2 separate regions of the Homo sapiens genome follow, and region 1 is linked to region 2. Evidence: chromatin contacts called from ENCODE Hi-C or POLR2A ChIA-PET data. All regions are on one chromosome and are shown on one strand. The core of a region is the stretch at or near the end of the contact, and the rest is flanking DNA. Distances in the headings are between cores, read along the strand shown. Region 1 overlaps NLK (nemo like kinase). Region 2 overlaps LINC01992 (long intergenic non-protein coding RNA 1992).

Region 1 (7,394 bases), core at 496-2,995, 220 kb before region 2:
AGGCAAGGTTCCTAGATTCTTTAGTTTTAGAAAACCCCAAATCTTTAGGAATGGCTCAAATATCAAAATGTATGACTGTCCTTTGTGTTTGTGTGTGTGTGTGTGTGTGTGTGTGTGTGTGAACAATCTCACTTCATTTTAGAAAAGAAAAACAAAACATAAAACCCCAAACTCCCAAATTTGGTTCAATTCTCTTTTGTTCTGAGGTGAGCCATAACAGCTGCACTAAATTCATAAAACATGTGCAACTCTGGGTAAAATATTTTTCTTCTAAAAGCACAACCACTTTACAAGATTAAAAGTCTAGTAACATTTCTAAATATTATTCATATCATACAAGTAGTGGTTGTTAATTTAAAACTTCATTAGTAAAATTACAGTACAAGCATGATTAACCTCCAGAATTGCAAATCCCAGACTCCAGTGGAAAGCTACATTACATCTTCAGTAGTACATTATCTTCCACCATCACTCCCACACCAGAGGAGATGGGGGCATCTCAGATGGCTGAGCAACAGTGGAACTGGAAGAAAACAGAGATGGAGAAATTAGTTGTAATGTCACAATGGACAAAAGGGTAATTCACTACTTCCTGTTTTCCTCTCTTCCTCTGAAAAAATTAATTCCACTTCTGGATTTTTATTTGTTTCTTTGAAGTTGAATTTATTCTAAGTTGCTTGTTTATGGACCTGTTATCTATGGAGAGGCAATCTGGTATAGTGGCTAATATGTAGGCTTGAAAACCACATGTCATTTACTAGTTGTATGGCCCTGAGCAAGTGCCTTAATCTCTTCTCATTTGGAAAGAAATAATGCTGTTTACCTCATAGGATACTGGGATGAATAAATGATAATAGATGTGAAGTATTTTCCACAGTGCCTACTTCAAAGTGTAAAGTAAATGTAGGTATTACAAGTAATAATTTCAATAATCAATCAGGAAAATAACCTTAAGGGATGTAGAATCATCCATTTAAAAGTAGCCTCTCAAAATACAGTGGCCTATTTTGAATGGGCCTTATAAGCATTCTTTTATCAAGTATTAATGGAGAAGTATAGGTAATCATTTAGCATTGGTGATCTAGATCTGTTATTGGCTTTTTCCTATGTCTAAGATTGCTAATTAGATTATAAACTTGAGAGGGAAAAGTGTAACCCCTTGTTTCCCCAAGGCCCAGGATCATTTGCACCTAAGCTGCTAAACTGCCTAACTGACTGGGTCACTGACTCTTAGGGGAAAATAGTAAAACAAAGTAATTTAAAACCACAGATAAGTAAAAGTGCAACTTAATTCCTTCTTCCAATAGAAAAATACATGGAAGAAATGAAAGTCACCTGATTTTGCAAATTTTAAGCATAAAATCTTGACTGTGGTCCAACAAATCCAACCAACTTTAATATGATTAAAGGGAAAGGGCAGCAGGAAGAGAGAAAAAGGAGAGGAGAAAGGCAGCGGGGAAGATAGAGACTGTGTGACCACTCATATCCGAATCCACCCTTTGTCCTGCTTTGTGATACTGGAGCCAGACCCTGTTCATGGTTCCCCTTTGCCACCTAGCTTAATGTTAGCTTTTGTCAACAGAGGGTGCTGGAAGGGCATTTGCAAGGCTGTAGCATCAGGAAGCAGTCTCCCTTCCTTGGTTTGTTGTGCCTGTTTTTGGTCATGTGGAAGGCTCAGCTTTGGTCCACCCGAACTCTCCTGGCAGGCAGTCTTTGATGGACCAGTTCTGGCCACACCTTCTGGCACACTTCCTCTTCTGCACCACCCTCGTGCTGTGTGTTCCAGTTCCTGTGGCAGCCATACCCTCTCCAAAGAGGTCCTTACATGAGGAACCTCTTCTAAATTCTTAATTCCTTTCTTGTTTACTCTCCCTCAGTCTACAGGGAGTGGCTGCTTTCTGCATTTGCTACTTCAGCAGCCTTCAGAATCCTCTTTTATGCCTTTTAGCAGTTGATCATCTTTCCTAGTTAACAGTTCTTATTACTGAATTTTCCCCGTTTGTATTCTAGGGAAGTGGTTTATTTCTCCCGATTAGACCCTGATCAATATATAAGGAGTTAAGGAAAAAGAAATCAAGAGAAGGAAAGGACAGACAGACAAGGAGAATGAAGCCTGGTAACTTCCAATGTAGGTTCATAGCTCTACCATATGCCTTTTGACTTCTCCTCTAAATAGGCTACACCAGCAGTCCACCTACACACAAAAAAATTATTTTCTTGCTTGCAGTTATTACTAGGGAGTGAGAATGGTAGTGGGAACTGAGATGACCACGTCTAACTCCAGGACAGGTGGCCACCATACTAATGCTGCAGCAGGACTGCCATATATGTGATGAGGCAGCACAATGGTCATCCGGGGAAAAAATTGCCAAAGCAACCGCAGTGAACTGGCACCAGTGTAAAATGTGATGCTTACAGTTTTTTGTTTTTTTTTTTGAGATGGAGTTTCGCTCTTGTTGCCTAGGCTGGAGTGCAATGGTGCGATCTCGGCTCACCGCAACCTCTGCCTCCCGGGTTCAAGTGATTCTCCTGCCTCAGCCTCCCAAGTAGCTGGGGTTACAGGCATGCACCACCATGCCTGGCTAATTTTGTATTTTTAGAAGAAACAAGGTTTCTCCATGTTAGTCAGGCTGGTCTTGAACTCCAGACCTCAGGTGATCTGTCTGCCTTGGCTTCCCAAAGTGCTGGGATTACAGGCATGAGCTACCGCGCCCAGCCCAGATGCTTACAGTTTTAATACACTTTTGACTAAAGCCAAACCTCATAACAGAAACTTTCTGTTGCACCTTTTATCTATGTTATCTAAATAAAAACAAATATGCTGAATAATGAAGTAACACTGGCATCCTTTTAATTCTAACAAGAATGTTGAATTACATACATATAGTTACCTAATAAAGCTCTTAAAAGCAGCAGACTGAGGGTTGATGCAGAGAGGCACTCTGTTTCCTTTCTGCTGTTCCAAAATGAACTGATGAATAATTTCTGTGGAGAAAACAAACATCATACAATCCATGACAATTTGCAAGCCCGGGAGCAGTGAATTCTCAGCGAACTCTAGCCAGCATCTGAAAAGCACTGCCTACTGGTTTAGTTAAATCAAACACACACATCATCTATCAAGCAGAATTCAGCTGAACTTCCTAAAACTAAAATGACAGCTGTTGCTAAATATAAGAAACCTACTGGTGGCATTACACAGACTGCAACCCCATCAGTGGGAAGAGTAAAATGGCCTATAAATTTGAGAGAGACTCCACAGGTTTGGCATTATGGGTGAACTCTTCTAAGTTGCTGGCAATTATTGCCTTTTTGAAGATCACTTAAAGACCTCAGTTGGTATCTAGGTGTATAGTTTCAGGTGGTTACTTTGGGGACTACTCTCTCTCTTGTAAAATGTCCTACAGTAGACACTAAAATCACTCAGAATTTTGGATGTCATTACTCCCACTGTATTCCAATAGGAGATCCTGCCACAAAATTTTATGAGTACACTATCAGAAATTCCCTTCTCTTGTCATCGTCCAAGGAATAATTCCCTCAGTGAATGTTTATCCTTTATGGAACTTTGTATGTTATATAAAGTTCAATACGTTTGAATCAATGAAATGACACTGAGTGAATACATATTAAACATATTTTGAGTCATACTCACTAAATAAACTTTGAAAATAAGAACAAAATATTCATTCCTCTCCCCGACCTTCCCCTGGATATAATATTAAATATGCTTTGTTATGCCCCGGACACACAGCTATACGCAAGGTTGTAAAATAAACATAGAGGGGAGCTTTGGTTACCATCCAGATCTCAGCTCTTCATGGCCACCTAATGGAAAATGTTACTAGGCATATTGCCTGGCCAAAGGCCAAAACAGATACTCACCTTTAACCTGTCGGACAGAACTGAGGTTCTTCTCGAAAGTGTCATCAAATTTGGGATTGGTGACAGGCTCAAAGTCACTGGTATAAACTCTTCCAGTGGAGGTGGAAAAGCAACATTTACACATACATGTGTGATATCGTAGTCGCCCTTCATCTAGGTAGGGGTGGGCTAAGGCATCCTTAGCGGATATTCTTTTGGACTGAAATCAAATTAGAGACCAGCACATCAACACTACAGATAAAATGACTGTCCACATAGGATCTTTCAAAAGACACATTAACTGCTTGACATAGCATATATATAATTTATAGTACATCCCGTCCAAAGAGGGATAATTGAATTTAGAGGTGGGTAACATAGCAGCAGAGGGAGTGTATGATTTAGGACAACTACTGTTATTATCTACCATCACAAAGTACTTAGAAGTGCCTTTCTTCTAAAATTCTAAGAAGTTACTACATTGAAATAGATGTATGCTGGGTCAAAAATCACAAATATCATGACATTTAACTATGTAGTGCTTTGAAGGGGTTACGTTTACCTTTTAAATAACAGGCTATATTTTCTAAATATGTGTCAGCATCCTGAAGATGCGTTCACAGTGGCAATTTTCAAAGTTGCTTGAAATTTTTATTCTCTTAGAATACCAAACAGATGATGGCAAAAGCTGCTGGAGTTAGGCAGCAGACAGTGGTCTGACTGCCATATTTTGAGATATAGCTCAGTCTGAATATCAGAAGTCTAGTCTAGCTTTTTGTTTTCTGGCACTTTATTTTTAAATTTTTTGTAGAGATGGGGTCTCACTGTGTTCTTGAATTTGTGGCCTCCAGTCTTGGCCTCCTGAAGTGCTGGGACTGCAGGCATGAGCTACTGCACCTAGTCATTTTCTGTCACTTTAGATCAGAATACTGAATGCATGAGTTTTAAGTTTGCCTGAAAATCTAAACTTTTAACATTACTCCATGAAAAAATTAAAGAAATTGTCCCTTCTTTTAGCTCAGTAGACATACGTGTATTACTGAAAGTAAATTTTAAAGATTTAAGGATGAACTCACTAGTACACAGTAGAACAAAAACAAGAACACACACTTTGCCCTGATTCCAATATGACCAAGCACTTCTTCACATTACACAATTTAAAAATGAAAACCACTTTTGTTCTCAGATAAACCAAAAACAACTGTTCTCGTTCCCAAATAATAATGAAATGTTTCTCATAAGCCCGGATTCCCTAAAAACACTTTTATCACTGATTTTTGCTATGCTGATGTAAAAAGGCATGTCATGACCTTTCAAGATAAGATAATCACAGAAGAAAGCGGGTGTTTATCTACCAGGAACAGGCAAACGTATACTTGATAACCTTGTTTTTTTTTCCTTTCAATAAGTTTATGTTTTGTATTTGGTGATCTAGCTCTTTTGAAGTCTGACTTCCCTGCATTCTTAGCAAGTAAACTTTTTCCTTTTCTTTTTTTCTAAAAAAGTCTGAGTCCTTTGATAGCGATTCCTAGAGATTCCACTGGGATAGTGTTCCACTGTTTGAACCCAAAGGAACAAGTAGGCTGACAGTGTATGTGCCTGATCCCAGGCCTCTCTGAGCCCTTGGCTTCCCTTTCCTTCTATTTTTCTTTAACTTCTGTTCATGAGTTTCAGGACAGAACTTCAACGGTTTATCCTTCTGTTCCTTTAGGTTACATACAGTGATCATTCCAACAACATACTTGTCTGTAAGATGCTTCACACTTACACCACTGTGCAGTTTCTCCAATAGCTTGGCATTCTGTGCTATAAACAGAAATGCTTCCTCTTTTTAAAAAAATCAGTTACCTGCTGGGTTATCTGCAGGACTTTTTGACATTTTCAACAATATTTTTACTCCAAAGAGCACAGAATAGGCAAAAAATACAGTAAATAATGCCTATAGGTCTTGGCAGCATGTGGGACATTGTGGGGAACCTGTCATTGGTGCATCTGGCCTGCAGATGTGCCATTTTATTACCCTTTGTGGGCACATTTGCATGGGGGAATCTGGATATGCTTGGGGAAGATAGAATCACAGCTGAAGGAGGCTGGGGGTCTTTTTTCCCTTGGGGATACTGAACAAACTGTGTGTTGTATGCCTGCTTTTTGATGGTGACCTGTCACTGAGGTCAGGTCATTTGTGGTGTCATGTTGGCACTCAAAGTTCCAAATTAGGGATGTTCAGCGTGTGTGTGTGTGTGTGTGTGTGTGTGTGTGTCTGTGTTTGTCTGTGTATGTGTATCTCACCACAGACACCTGCTCTTAGACTGAATCAAGTAATTGAGTCATCATTTCAGTTCAGGAGCAGACATGTGATGGCAGTAGACTGCTTAACCCAAGATCAACAAAACAAGAATAACTAGTTACCTCAGACTAAATGGACTAAATAAATACACTGATTTAATTATGGTCAATGGTCTGTTCTTCATGGATATTTAAAAAGTGGCTCACGCCTGTAATCCCAGCACTTTGGGAGGCCAAGGTGGGTCAGGAGTTCGAGACCAGCTTTGTCAACACGGTGAAATCCTGTTTCTACCAAAAATATAAAAATATATTAGCTGGGTGTGGTGGCGCACATCTGTAATCCCAGCTATTCAGGAGGCTGAGGCAGGAGAATCTCTTGAACCCAGGAGGTGGAGGTTGTGGTGAGCGGAGATCGTGCCACTGCATTCCAGCCTGGGTCACACAGTGAGACCCTGACACACAAACACACCTCATTTCTTTCTTAATGTATTGCTGACTTTCAATTTAACAGGTTAAAATCAGAACAAACCTCTCTTTAAATGGTTTCTTGTTCTCATTGAACTCTCAGAACTGGAAATAAAAAAAATCCTTAATATAGATCAAAAGCTAATAAAGCATCAGGCTAATTTAAAAATAGTTCTGTAACAAAGTAACAAACTTGTCGGCTTTGTTTATAACACAGTGATAAAAATGGTTAATTATTATGTAGTGTGCATTAAATAAATTAATTTCTTTCTTTTTGAGACAGGGTTTCCCTCTGTCTCCCTTGCCAGGATGGAGTACAATGGTGAGCTCATGGCTCACTGTGGCCTTGGCCTTAACCTCCTGGGTTCAAGCCATCCTCCCACCTCAGCTTCTGGAGTAGCTGGAACTACAGGCATGTGCTACCACGCCCAGCTAATTTAAAAAATTTTTAATTTTGTAATCCCTAAGTTGCCCAGGCTGGTCTTAAGCTCCTGGGCTCAGGAGATTCTCCTGCCTCAGCCTCCTAAAGTGCTGGGATTACAAGTGTGAGCCACTGTGCCCTATGCTCAGCCTAATTTCTTTATTTTTAAATGACTATGTAGTTACTTACATAGGTTCCAAAAGAATATATACTCTTCCTTACCAGATAAATCTTTCTCCTTAGATAAATCTTTATAACTACAACTACACCACAAATTTCATTTAATTAAGTGTGATAATCCCACTGTTAAGGAATAAGGACTACATGTCACATGTAGAACTTGTGTACAAAAGACCTC
Region 2 (6,661 bases), core at 3,767-6,266:
ACAAAAGCAGTGTCTTTAGTTAAACATACTCTATTCTTTAAATTTTCTGACCTTTGCTCTTGTTTTTTCCTCAGTACAAAATGCTTGACTCCTAACTCACACTCCTCACCTGCCAAGCTCCTTGACACCCTTCAGGATGCGGCTCAGACGTCATCTCCTCTCCAGCAACATTCCTCAACCAGCCCCTCTCCCCCTTAAAGATGATTCATTTCCTCCTTTGTATTCCCACATTTTTCACATTATGTAATACTTATTTTTTAAACTAACTGTATTCCTAAAGATAGCCTGATAGGTCCCAGGAGGACATTCATTCATTCAACATACACACACGCACACATACACACACACATGCATGCACAATATATCTATATACATACATATACCATATATACGTAATGTATATATATATTATATACATTATATATACACACACACACTCTCTCTCTATATATACATATATATATACATATATACACATATATATACATATATACATACACATATATATACACACATATATATATACACACACATATATATACATATATATATATATATACACACACACACACATATATATATATACACTTGTTTGGTGAGGGTCTGCTCTTCTTTTTTTTTTTTTTTTTTTGAGACAGAGTCTCACTCTGTTGCCCAGCCTGGGGTGCAGTGGCGTGATCTTGGCTCATTGCAAACTCTGCCTCCCAGGTTCAAGTGGTTCTTCTGCCTCAGCCTCCTGGGTAGCTGGGACTACAGGCGCACACCACCACGACCGACTAATGTTTGTATTTTTAGTAGAGACAGAGTTTCACCATATTGGCTAGGCTGGTCTCGAACTCCTGACCTCGTGATCCGCCCACCTCAGCCTCCCAAAGTGCTGGATTACAGGCATGAGGCAACGTGCCCGGCCAGTCTTCTCTTTTTAGTTTTGGTGGCAGCATATTAAATACACCAGTCTGCACCTTGCTTTCTAAGAAGCTTTTATTGCAGGAAAATTTCACACATACACAAAAGTAGAAAAAACAGTGTGAACCCCCCATATAGCCATCAACCCACTTCAACAATGATCCACACTCGGCCAATCTTTTTGTATCTTCACTTCCTCTCCCTCTCCCCCTGATTATTTTAAATCAAATCCCAGGCATCATATAATTTCATCTATTAATTCTTCAGCATATATTTCTAAAAGAAAATTACCTGAGAAAAAACACAACCTCTACACATGTAAAAGAAAACAATAATTCTTTAATACCATAAGCTACCTAGTCAGCATTCAGATTTCCTTGATTTTTTTTCTCTCTCAACAAATGCTGTTTTGTTTGAATCAAAATTCAAGTAAGGTCCACACATTGCATTTGGTTACTTCCCTTGCTTTTTATCACGAACAACACTCTTAGAGATGATTTCCTACCAGAACATAAAGAACTACTTTATTCTTTTTCCCGTTGCAGAGTATTCTTTGTATGAATGTCCTAGAATTCATTTGACCAGCCTGTTGGTGGACGTGTAGGTCATTTTCAACCTTTTGCTATTGCAAACAATGCTGCATTGAATAACTTGTAAGCATGCCATTTTGCATACGTGGGAGTATATCTGCTAGTTGAATTCTTGGAAGCGGAATTTCTGGGTGAAAGGATATGTATGTTTGTAATTTCAAAGATTATTGCTAGATTGGCTTCTCAGAGGTTGTACCCATGGAACTGATAACTTCCACCAGCCATGTAGGTGAGACCCTTTTTTCCTGTACCCTCCTCAGAAGCACCATCCCATCTCTGGCTTCTGTCCATGCAATTCCCTTTCTCTAGAAGGTCCTGTCTCACCTTGTCTATCTGGTGAATGCTTATTCTTCAAGGCTCAGGTCAAAGGCCCCATCGTAGCATATATCCCACTGGGTACTCTTTATGACTCATCTCTCCTCCATTGCACAGTTAGGTCCTTGAGGGTGCAGACCAAGGCACACAGTAGGGGGCTTCCCTAAACTGGTCTAGAGAGGTGCTGAAGGACTGAGAGACTAGGGCATAATCTCTAGGTCTTGTTCCAGTGGGAGTTTAGGGACTTCTGCTCAATTTCCTTGGATGGAGCAAGCTGAGTCATGGGTGCATCACCCACTTTTGGAACCCTATGACCCCTAAGTATTGGAACCCAGAATAAAACCAAGTGCTACATTGCCCAGCCCCAGATGCCTGCAACAGATGGCATGGCATGGCTGAGGCTGGGGGTCTGATTATCCCAGACCTGTACCTCTGTGGATTCTGACCTTTCAAATTGTTTTCTATTTAATCTGGGCTGGAAGACCTTGCTTTTTGTTGTTTTAAAATCTTTGCTCTCTTCCTACGCCACAAATGAAACTGTCATCCTCCAAATTACTATGATCTGGAAGGGCAGGAGCAGAATTAGGCCCCACAAAAGCAAGTTAGGCGGGCAGGTGGGAGTAATCCTGTGTGCCCGAGGTGGGGGAGGGTGCAGCAGATGGCTCCCCAGGCAAGCCCTAAAAGCCAGGATTAAAAAGTAATTTTCAGCATGCTGAAAATGGGACTGCAGATTTGGGTCACTGCAATTAACTCTTTCTCGGCTGCAGGCAGGGACCTTGGAGCTGAGAAGAGTTATCCTGCCTAGGGGAGCTGCCAGGTGAAAACCCCCTTGGTTTCTCCTCCTTAGGCCTCAGGGAGAACAGCTCCTGGGTCTCTTCTTGAGAATGGAAGTCAGGTCTGCAGGGTATGCTTCTTTCTGGAGACTAGCTTCCTGCCTCCCCTCTGAATATGGCGTCTGTTGGAGGGAAATCCCCCCCAAGGCTGTGGGAGGCATTTCACCTCAAGGGATTTGATTGTTGTATCAGAGGCCTAAAGTGGCACCTCATTCTGTTATCAAAAGTACATCAGGCATTTGCCCCACAAAAGATTAGGTGCTTTTTTGCCAATTACTTCCTGTGCTAAAAAAAACTACTGTTTTTACCTCAAATACAGTTTTTCAGTATCTGTCCCTGTCCCCACTACCCCAACTGCCCAACAAGAATTCCTTTATCTCAAAAGCCAATGCATTAAATTATCTTCCTGGAGGAATGATTTTATTTTGCATTCTTGAACTGTGGTATTGCAGCCAACGGGTTTTCCCTTTTCTCTTTGGTTGCCAGGAAACTCGAAGCCTCAAATTCAAAAACTAAATCCATGACATCCATTAATGCATTTTATTTTTCCCCTTATCTTATTATTCTATTCTAATTCACACATTCCTTGGTCCTGATTTTATTTACCTGTTTATATTGTGCTATATTATCGAATGCATATCCTGTATATCAAATCCTTTGTGCAACTAGGTAGAGTATAAATAAGTAAATGCAGAAATAATTTCATACATAGATTAATTTGTTCATCTTTTAAAATAAGCATCTGTTAGGTGCTTAATACTGTGCTTGAGTGACTGATAAAATAAAATGCATTTAAACATTTATCACCTATTATGTATCAGGTATTATGCCTAGGACATTTTATGTCATCTATTTTAATTTATTTCCAACAATAATCTTATGATATAAATAATTACATGAGTTGGAATACATAAAGCATTTAGCCCAGTGCCTAGAAAGTACCAGATAAGTAGTAGCTAGTCTTATTAGGTATCATTATCTTCATTTTAAAAAGGGGAAACTGTGATTCTGAAAGGTTAAGTTATACCATTGCAAGAGTTTAATGAAAAAAAAAAGTACCAGGAGCATGGTAGATAGTAGGTGTGGCAGACATTTGTTGTCTTTTTGGCTACCCAGAATCCATTGTACCTTATTTCAGTAATAGTTTCTTTCTTTTTCTTTGTGAAACCTCTCCATACCGCATTTGTAGTTTGTGAGCTCTGGACCAGGCTTCATTTTCACTCCAGGGGGTGAGCAAGTGACTCAAGCGTGGCTGACCAGTGCTCTGGATTCCCCTAGCCACAGCCGTTGGTTCAGGGGTGCAACTCATGACCTAGATTGGTCCAAAGTGAAGCCTAGGATTTGTGTGAGTGTTTTGGGGGAAGAGACTGGTTTTCCTTACCAGTGGATGGGAGCTTGACAGTTGGTATATGCAGCACATGTATACACAACTGGAGATTAGGCAGCCACCTTTCTACCCTGAGTAGAAAGCCCACAATGGAGCCAACACCGAAAAAGTGGAGGCTAGAGATGGAGAGAGCAAAAATGGGTCCTGAGGACATTGCTCAGCCCCCTGGAAGTCTACAAGGTCTCAAGCCTCACCAGAAGCCTATAAGGTCTATTCCAGGATCATTTGATTGCTGAAACGATAAACTGTTTTTTTTTTTTTTTTGCTTAATCCTGTTTGAGTTGGGTTTCAGTCATTTACAAGTAAAACAAATCCTAACTTATAAAAGGCATTCATTATGTTACAAAATTTTTTTTTAGAGACAGGGTCTTGCTCTGTCACCCAGGCTGGAGTGCAGTGGTGCAGTCATGGCTCACTGTAACCTCAAACTCTTGGGCTCAAGGGATCCTCCTGCCTCAGCCTCCCAAGCAGCTGAGATTACAGGCACGTGCCACCATGCACAGCTAATTTTTTGTTTATTCTTTGTAGAGACAGGTCTTGCTATATTGCAGGACTTGTCTTGAACTCCTGGCCTCAGCAATCTGGAATTCAATCTGGGAGGCCAATCCTTGGCCTCGCAAAGCACTGTGATTACAGGTGTGAGCTACCACATCCTGGCCCTCAACGAATTTTTGCATCTTTCCTTTTCCATTTAATGGACTTGCCCAGTGGCATAGCTAGTAAGTGGCAGCATCAATATTTGAACACAGTTCTGGCTCAGGAGCCCATGCATATCATGTTCCCTGCCTATAGGAACTTGGACTCTAGTTAAGCTCCCAGACAGAGACAAATGAAACAGGTGGGTGATGAGTCAAGGCGATGACAGTGGGCCATTGGGCAAGTTACCAGCATAGTCCTTCTGGAGTGCCTTCACCCTGCACTCTCATCCCCAGAACCTTTGAAAGGTCTGGGAGAAGCACAGATGCAGATTCGCAGACATGCCAGCTGGCTCTGCATGTTTCTATGCACGGAGCTGATGCTTCCTCTGCTCATTTAAAGGAGAAAGCTTGCCCAGAGCAGAGGCTGAATGAAACAGACACATCCACACCACTGGACCCTGATTCACCATGTGACCTCTTTGGCTGAGTCATCTCCTCTCCTAAAATGAGCTTTCTCATCTGCAGAATGAAGGTGAAGCTTGACAAATGAGGTGCAAATGAGATCTCATAAATAGTTAGATCAGAAAGTTGCTGCTGGATAGCCCTACCTGAGCAACTGCAGGACTTGATCTCTCCTCTCCAGCATATCTGAGAGTCATCGAGTTTGTGAATAAGTCCAGTCCTACATCATCTCCACTGCTCTGGAAAGACCCTCTGCTCCTCCAACTCAAGGCCTTGTGTGGCCTGCACTGTCACCACTGACCAGACTGCCCAACTGTAGCACTGCCTGCCTCTGGGTATTAGCATGCTGTACTGCTGCCTTGGACCTCTGATGAGAAAGGGAGGTCCCTTCCCCAGTCCTGTTCTGGTGGAGAGATTCAGTAGGAAGTTGCCTGCTTTTCGTGCCCTGGTAAACTTGTAAGGAAAGAGGGACAGACTGTGAGCAATTGGGAGGGTTGGTGTGGCCCTGGGTCAGCAAGTTTGGCCACTTTCAGGACAACTCTCTGCCTAGGGAAGTACACCAAGCTACTCGCAGGAGGACGAATTACAAGCGTGGGAAAGATACTATTGTTACAGGCAGCACATTCGAACAAAATCAGCCTGGTAAGACAGAATTCTGCCAGGGAGTTGCTCATCCAGTTTTGCTCACTCTGGGCAATGGAATCCTCCCCCTAATAATCAGCTAGGACCTACCCTGTCCAGAAAATAAAGATGACTAAAAGATGGTGATCATTAATATTTTAAAACTGGCTCTCCAGAAAAAAATGTTTATTATAACTTTTGTATCATTTGTTTATTATAAATTTTTAGATATTTTACAGAGAGAAAGGATGTTGCTATTGACTGAATGTTTGTATCTGCTGCCCCCTCAACCAATTCTTATGTTGAAGCCCTATCCCCCGATGTGGCTATATTCAGAGATGAGGACTTTAAGGAAGTAATTAAGGTTAAATAAGGTTATAAGGGTGAGGCCCTAATCTGAAAGGATTAGTGTCCTTATAAGGAGAGACTCCAGAGAGCTGGGTCTCTCTGCCCATGTGCAAGCGTATGCACACTGAGGAAAGGCTACTTGAGGACAAAAGAGAAAGCGGCCCATCTACCAGCTGGGAAGAGAACCCTCACCACAAACCAAATTGGCTGAAACCTTGATCTTGGACTTCTGGTCTCCAGAATTGTGAGAAAATAACTTTTTCTTGTTTAAGCTACCCAATCCATGGTATAATATTTCGTTATGGCCGTCTGATCTGACTAATACAGATGTGAAGCACCCAAATTACAAAGAAGAGTAAACTATACAATGCTTTATTGTAAATTTCACACAGCCAACTGATTCTCACAGTGCTTTTGTTGACCTTTGTTGAAATCTTGTTTCCCCAGCCATAACTATGGTTTCAATTCAACCATGATTTGACAAAATCAGACTATGAATCAATGCTATCCAATTTGCCAAAGAAGAACTCACATCATTAACAAATGAGGATAATTCCAACA

Evidence for each region. Hi-C counts contacts between places; a loop is a spot of excess contacts on that map. ChIA-PET counts read pairs that join two places held with the same protein, here RNA polymerase II (POLR2A). Pooled maps may share reads with other maps.
Region 1: a map of OCI-LY7 shows a loop between it and region 2 (2.4-fold over the local background). The contact joins two enhancer-like sites. A Hi-C loop is called at or near these places in 1 of 168 maps with a recorded cell type or tissue (OCI-LY7) and 2 of 50 pooled maps. POLR2A ChIA-PET finds 5 or more read pairs at or near these places in 3 of 52 experiments (CD8-positive, alpha-beta memory T cell, Caco-2 and activated naive CD4-positive, alpha-beta T cell).

What each region holds. Positions count from the first base shown.
Region 1 is chr17:28,187,711-28,195,104 of GRCh38, reverse strand. NLK (nemo like kinase) reads right to left here. Exons shown (of 11, transcript NM_016231.5): 9 at 3,886-4,084; 10 at 2,892-2,985; 11 at 1-523. The coding sequence ends at 469. Among named protein-coding and RNA genes, the nearest start is that of TMEM97, 130 kb to the left of the region's middle. RefSeq lists an enhancer at 1,646-1,855. Within about 2 kb of position 1,745, at least 3 of the 41 ENCODE cell types and tissues checked have a DNase peak (open chromatin) inside an H3K27ac peak, as active enhancers do.
Region 2 is chr17:27,973,771-27,980,431 of GRCh38, reverse strand. All of the region lies in intron 2 of LINC01992 (long intergenic non-protein coding RNA 1992), which reads left to right. Among named protein-coding and RNA genes, the nearest start is that of LINC01992, 15 kb to the left of the region's middle. RefSeq lists enhancers at 3,678-3,807, 5,035-5,329. Within about 2 kb of position 5,016, at least 3 of the 41 ENCODE cell types and tissues checked have a DNase peak (open chromatin) inside an H3K27ac peak, as active enhancers do.